2 separate regions of the Homo sapiens genome follow, and region 1 is linked to region 2. A link is an interaction called in ENCODE POLR2A ChIA-PET data of the cell type or tissue named here. Cell type or tissue: A673. All regions are shown on one strand. Each heading gives the region's core, and the rest is flanking DNA. Links, peaks and the distances in the headings are about the cores only. Region 1 overlaps MYH15 (myosin heavy chain 15). Region 2 overlaps IFT57 (intraflagellar transport 57).

What was found. ChIA-PET counts read pairs that join two places held together with the same protein. Peaks named below come from ENCODE experiments on the same cell type or tissue, not always from the same donor. Only the 100,000 strongest peaks of a DNase experiment are listed, where the experiment ranks them.
Region 1: POLR2A ChIA-PET joins it to region 2 with 12 read pairs; 2 of 35 experiments call an interaction of 5 or more read pairs at or near these places.

Annotation. Positions count from the first base shown.
Region 1 is chr3:108,485,588-108,488,514 of GRCh38, reverse strand. MYH15 (myosin heavy chain 15) reads left to right here. Exons shown (of 41, transcript NM_014981.3): 10 at 1,989-2,092. Among named protein-coding and RNA genes, the nearest start is that of MYH15, 24 kb to the left of the region's middle. In A673, for the core only: no CTCF peak of the experiment used is centred there; a DNase peak (open chromatin) is centred at 1,374.
Region 2 is chr3:108,189,133-108,192,043 of GRCh38, reverse strand. IFT57 (intraflagellar transport 57) reads left to right here. Exons shown (of 11, transcript NM_018010.4): 6 at 401-523. Among named protein-coding and RNA genes, the nearest start is that of IFT57, 32 kb to the left of the region's middle. RefSeq lists a silencer at 2,495-2,695. In A673, for the core only: no CTCF peak of the experiment used is centred there; no DNase peak of the experiment used is centred there.

The sequences.
Region 1 (2,927 bases), core at 188-2,687, 300 kb before region 2:
GCAACATAGCAAGACCCCGTTTCTACAAAAAATTTAAAAATTAGTTGAGCATGGTGGCATACACCTGTGGTCTCAGCTACTAGGGAGGCTGAGGTGGGAGGATCACTTGAGCCTGGGAGATTGAGGCTTCAGTGAGCTGTGATCATGCCACTGCACCTTAGCTTGGGTGACAGAATGAGACCCTGCCTCAAAAGAAAAGGAAAGAAAATCTTGTTATTTTTGTCAAGTATGGCAACATGAATGAACCTGAAGGACATTATGCTAAATGAAATAAGGCAGGGACAGAAAGACAAATACCACATGATCTCACCCATGTAGAATCTAAAAAAGTTGAATAAGTTCAGAAGATCTATTGTACAACATAGTGATTATAGTTAATAACAATGTATTATATACTTGAAATGGCTAACAGAGTAGATTTTAAATATTCTCACCACAAAAAAAAAAGTATGTGAAATGACAGATACATTACTTAGCTGGAATAAGCCATTCCACAATGTATACATGTATCAAAACATCATGTTGTACACCATAAATATATACAATTTTAAATTGTCAATTTAAAAAATAAAAATCATTTCAAAAACAAGTACTGTAAAAATTTTTACAGGATATTTTTATTAAAATACACATATTCACCTTCTGCTGGATTTAAGCTAGGCCAATTTTATTTTTAAAGTTTTATAAAACAAATTTATTGATGTTCTTTTCACCTAAAGTACACTGCACGTGTTTTAAGTATATAACAGGTAAGTGTTAACATATATATGAGTGTGTATGAAACTGTCACCACAATCAACATAATGCATGTATACTTTCAAAAGTGTCCTTGGATCTTTTATAATACCTCCCTCCTGTCCCTTTTCACTCATTGGAGCCCTCCTTTCCCAGCCCCAGTCCCTAAGTAACCACTAATATGCTTTCTGTCACCACAGATTAGTTTGCATTTTCTAGAATGTTTAAAGACAAAATCATAGAGTGTATATTCTTCTTGTCAGGCTTATTTTACCCAGCATAATTATTTTGAAATTCTTCCATGTTCTAGCACGTATTTATAGCTTATTCCTTTGTTTGCTGAATAATAATCCACTGTATGAATATACAACAGTTTGTTAACCCATTCAACTGCAGATGGTTATTTGACTTGTTTTCTAACAAAACTGCTATGAACATTTATGTAGCCCAATTTCTTTGTTTCTGAGATTTGGAGTTCAAGATAACCGATTTTCACTTTATTGAGCAATAAATAGAAAAATAAGATCAGCTCAAAAAAACTTCACTGGGAGCAAGTGTTGGACAGTGAAAGGTTAATGTGATTCTGCCAAGTCAGCTGATGATGCGCGGCTGACAGCCTGCCTCTGCTTCAGCCTGGATTATGTTTCCTGACTAAGTGAATCATGTCAGGACTCTTAGACATATCAGGGTGCAGCACTGAACACAGCAGCTGATTTATGGATCCCTTGAAAGACAGACTCAGTTCTCTAATAGCGAGGATGTGATGTGACAGGGTTGCCCTGCTAATGTTCCCTGGGCGCTGACCCCAGCTTCTGGCTGCTTCGTAGCTTTTGAAGCTCAGGTCTGTTCTACTTATAATTTTACAAAATACTTTTATCCTCCAGCCCTCAGTCATAAATCTAGGCCAAATTCCTGTTTTCAGAGTTTTGCCAACACACATTACGTGTCTTTTTGTTGTTGTTGTTGTTGTTTGTTTGTTTTTGTTTTTTTTTACACCAATTGAAACTGCTGCAATTGAATCCGCTTTTTGAATTTGCCAGCCTGTCTTCTCTTGGGAGGCATTAACACATGACTGACAAGTTAATAGAGGGCAAACATTGATTGTAGAAGTTTGGGTCTAAAATATGGATTTTATTTTGGCTTGTTTACAAGTATGATATAAACTGTAGACTAAACTGCGAATATTGACCAATTATTTTCTAAGGCCTTGCAGATTTCTTTAAGCTGTTTAACGAATCGTTTTCCCACTCTAGACCTGCTCCTGGTATCTGCAAATCCCTCAGACTTCCACTTTTGCTCCTGTGGAGCAGTTACTGTGGAGAGCTTGGATGATGCTGAAGAATTGCTGGCCACAGAAGTAAGGCTTGTTAGTTGTCAAAGCAAAATCTGGTAATGGCAATGAGAAATGAAAGACAGAATCTTAGAGTTCTGTTCTTAGGGACCCAGAGAAGTGGTCTTGCTTCCGTAGGGGTGTAGGGCTGCTTCTGTCCAAAGTTTACTTATTTATGAGAAAACTGCACATTGTCAATATAGTAACTTTGGAAGCTATGAAAAAGTAGAAAGATATTTCAACTCAATGGCAAACATCTCTTTTATTTGGTGTATATCTTTACAGTTTTTATTCTGTTTTTATCTATTTGCAGCTGCTTTTGTATGGTCATGTTAGTGTTTTTTGTTTTTTACCAAAAGACTGTAATTATGCTGCATAGACATTTGGCATATAGAATTTGCTTTCTCAGTTTAATCGTTTAAGCATTTCAAATATCGTTAGGAACTCTTCATAAACATTTAAGTGGATACTTAAGATTTTATCAGGCATTTGTCCTGTTGTTTATTGAGCTATTCTCTTAGTGTTAGACTCAAGTTTTTTTTCACTCCCACTGAGGTGAATATCTCTGTAGCTAAACACTTTTTCTGTATATCAGATTCACCTTATGCTAGATTCCTAGAAGTGAAAATACTAAGGATTATGAATTTTTTATAGTCTCTTGGTACATATTCTAAATTAACCACTAGAAAGATTGTACCAATTTTTTCCCTCCTGGGGTGTATGAGAATGCACACCTTGTGCAGTGGATTCTTAGGATGCAATTTTATGGTGAGGTGGCTTTTCTTAAACCTTTCTTTTCACCAGTCTTTGAAATGTGTCTCCTCTGGAATAAAGTCAGAACCTGTGGGATCACAGAAACAAG
Region 2 (2,911 bases), core at 1-2,500:
CCCACCACCATGCCCGATTTAAGTGTTTTCTTACCAAACATGAGTGAGTTTTCTTACCAAACATCTTCTCTACTGTTACCAATTAACATACCTAAATGGCTTGTTGGTCCATTTGATGGTATTCCTATTGAGTTCAATCTGATGTCTCAGAAACATTTTTCCTTGTAAAAATAGTTGAATCATATATTTGCTTCTTTTTTAATACATATTTTGCTATTCTACCAGGTTGGTGCATTATTTTCTTTCAACATTGTAGGAAGACAGAAAATAATTTCTTCTTCCACTATAATTTTAACACTACCAATTCTTGATTTAAATTGTGCAGTACTGCTAAAATGCCTCAAATTTTTACCATTTCTTTTTATAAACTCTCAATCTTGTGATATCTTTCCTTTCTTAGGATATGAACGAGACTGCCAAACAAGAAGATATTTTGGAATCCACAACAGATGCTGCAGAATGGAGCCTAGAAGTGGAACGTGTACTACCGCAACTGAAAGTCACGATTAGGACTGACAATAAGGTATCAAAGTGGGAACACATTTTCTTAAAAAAAAAAAAAAGTTATAAGGAAACTTCAGGGTTAGGGGTACTCCCAATTATAAAAATTATTAAAGAAGGGCAGTAGGATTCAGTTTTCAGCATTTTGTCTTAATAAGGATTTAACAAATTGTTGTTAAATAACTAAATAATGTAATGTGGTCCAAAAAGCAAAGCAAAGATCTTTAAAAGAGTGATTTGGAAGACATCATATTTGCCTAGTGTTGAGGGGTATTTTCTCAGAAGATTTTCTGGGAAATCATATTATGTTTAGATGAATAGGAATTCCATGACCATACCAACTGATTAGAGTTATAAGATGGTTTAGAGCTCTGCTGCATGGCAAAACAGAAAGCAGCCTGGAAGTGGTCTTAGATAATCTATTCAATACATGTGATTAAAAATAAAATGCTGGCCAGGCGCCATGGCTCACGTTTGTAATCCCAACGCTTTGGGAGGCCGAGGTGGGCAAATCATGAGGTCAGGAGTTCGAGACCAGCCTGGCCAATGCAGTGAAACCCCGTCTCTACTAAAAATACAAAAATTAGCCAGGCATGGTGGCACGTGCCTGTAATCCCAGCTACTCAGGAGGCTGAGGCAGGAGAATCGTTTGAACCCAGGAGGCAGAGGTTGCAGTGAGCCAAGACTGCACCACTGCACTCCAGCCTGGATGACAGAGCGAGATTCCATCTCTAAATAAATAAATAAATGTTAAGAAAATAATCAAGAAGTCATATTTAATAAGATTTAGGGATTAGACCAGATTAACTTGCCCATTGTATCAAGTTTCTACTTCCTTTCTAGTTACAATTTGATAAATACTGTTGTATTAGTTCGTTTTTGTACTGCTATAAAGAACTGCCCAAGACTGGGTAATTTTTAAAGGAAAGGTATAATTGACTCATAGTTCAGCATGGCTGGGGAGGCCTTAGGAAACTTAAACAATCATGGCAGAAGGCCAAGGGAAAGCAAGGCATCTTCTTTACAAGGCCGCAGGAAGGAGAAGAAGTGAGCAGGAGAAATGCCAGACAATTATAAAACCATCAGATCTTGTGAGAACTCACTCACTTTCACAAGAACCCCATGGGGAAACCATACCCATAATCCAATCACTTCCCACCAGGTTCCTCCCTTAACACTTGCGGATTACAATTCAAGATGAGATTTGGGTGGGGACACAAAGCTAAACCATGTAATTCTGCCCCGGCCTCTCCCAAATCTCATGTCCTTACATTTCAGAACACAATCATGCCTTCCTGACAGTCCCCCAAAGTCTTAACTCATTCCAGCATTAACCCCAAAAGTCCAAGTCCAAAAACAAGGTTAATCTGAGACAAGGCAAGTCCCTTCCACCTAGTAGCCTGTAAAATCAGGGTTTGAACTGCACAGGTCCACTTATAGGCAGACTTCCCAATAAACGTTACAACCAGTATGCCTGCTGTTCTGCGTCCTCTTCCACCTCCTCTTCCCCTTCTGCCTCTGCCACCTCTGAGACAGCAAGACCAACCACTCCTCTTACTCCACATGAAGACAATGAGGATAAAGATCTTTATAGTGATCCACTTCCACTTAATGAATAGTAAATACATATTTTCTTTCTTATGATTTTCTTAATATTTTCTTTAGTTTACTTTGCTGTAAGAATGCAGTATATAATACATATAACATAAGGAATACGTGTTGTTTATATTATCAGTATCATTTCTAGTCAAAAGTAAGCTGTTAGTTAAATTTTTGAGGAGTCAAAACTACTGCACAAAGTGATCAGTGCCCCTAACGACCAACCTCTGCATTGTTCGAGGGTCAACTGTAATGACTTCAGAATAAGTTAATAGGTAACTAGGCAATACTATTCTAGTGGTAGTGTAAATATCTCTACAAAAGGGGCTAAAGAGACATCTAGATAAAAAACTGAAGGAGAATTTTCATCCTTGGAGGAGGTTGTACATAAGCCCCCAGTGTTATGGAATGAGGTTCTAGATAAGCTTATCACTCTGAAAATGTGATCCTGTGTCTGCTTCCCCCACCAAAAAAACCAAAAAATCTTACAAACATTGCTGTTTTCAGAATGCCTTAGAAGCTAATTTATTCTTAGAATGTCTCCATTTGAGCTTGTACAACTGTGTCTCAGAGCAGGTAGGAAGTAAGCTAGATTCCTAGAGCAGTCCCGGGATAGGGCGAGAGCAACAGAGGTCTTACTACACTGTGAACAGCTGTAGAACAAATTCTATTCAATGTAAGTGGACAAATCCTGTAGTCCATTTACCTACTTGTTATAGAGGACAACTATTAATTGATTGCATTGCAGGTGAATTCTTTGTATAGCTCTCATATCTAAAAATATATTAATAAGAATTTCTTCTTCACTGAT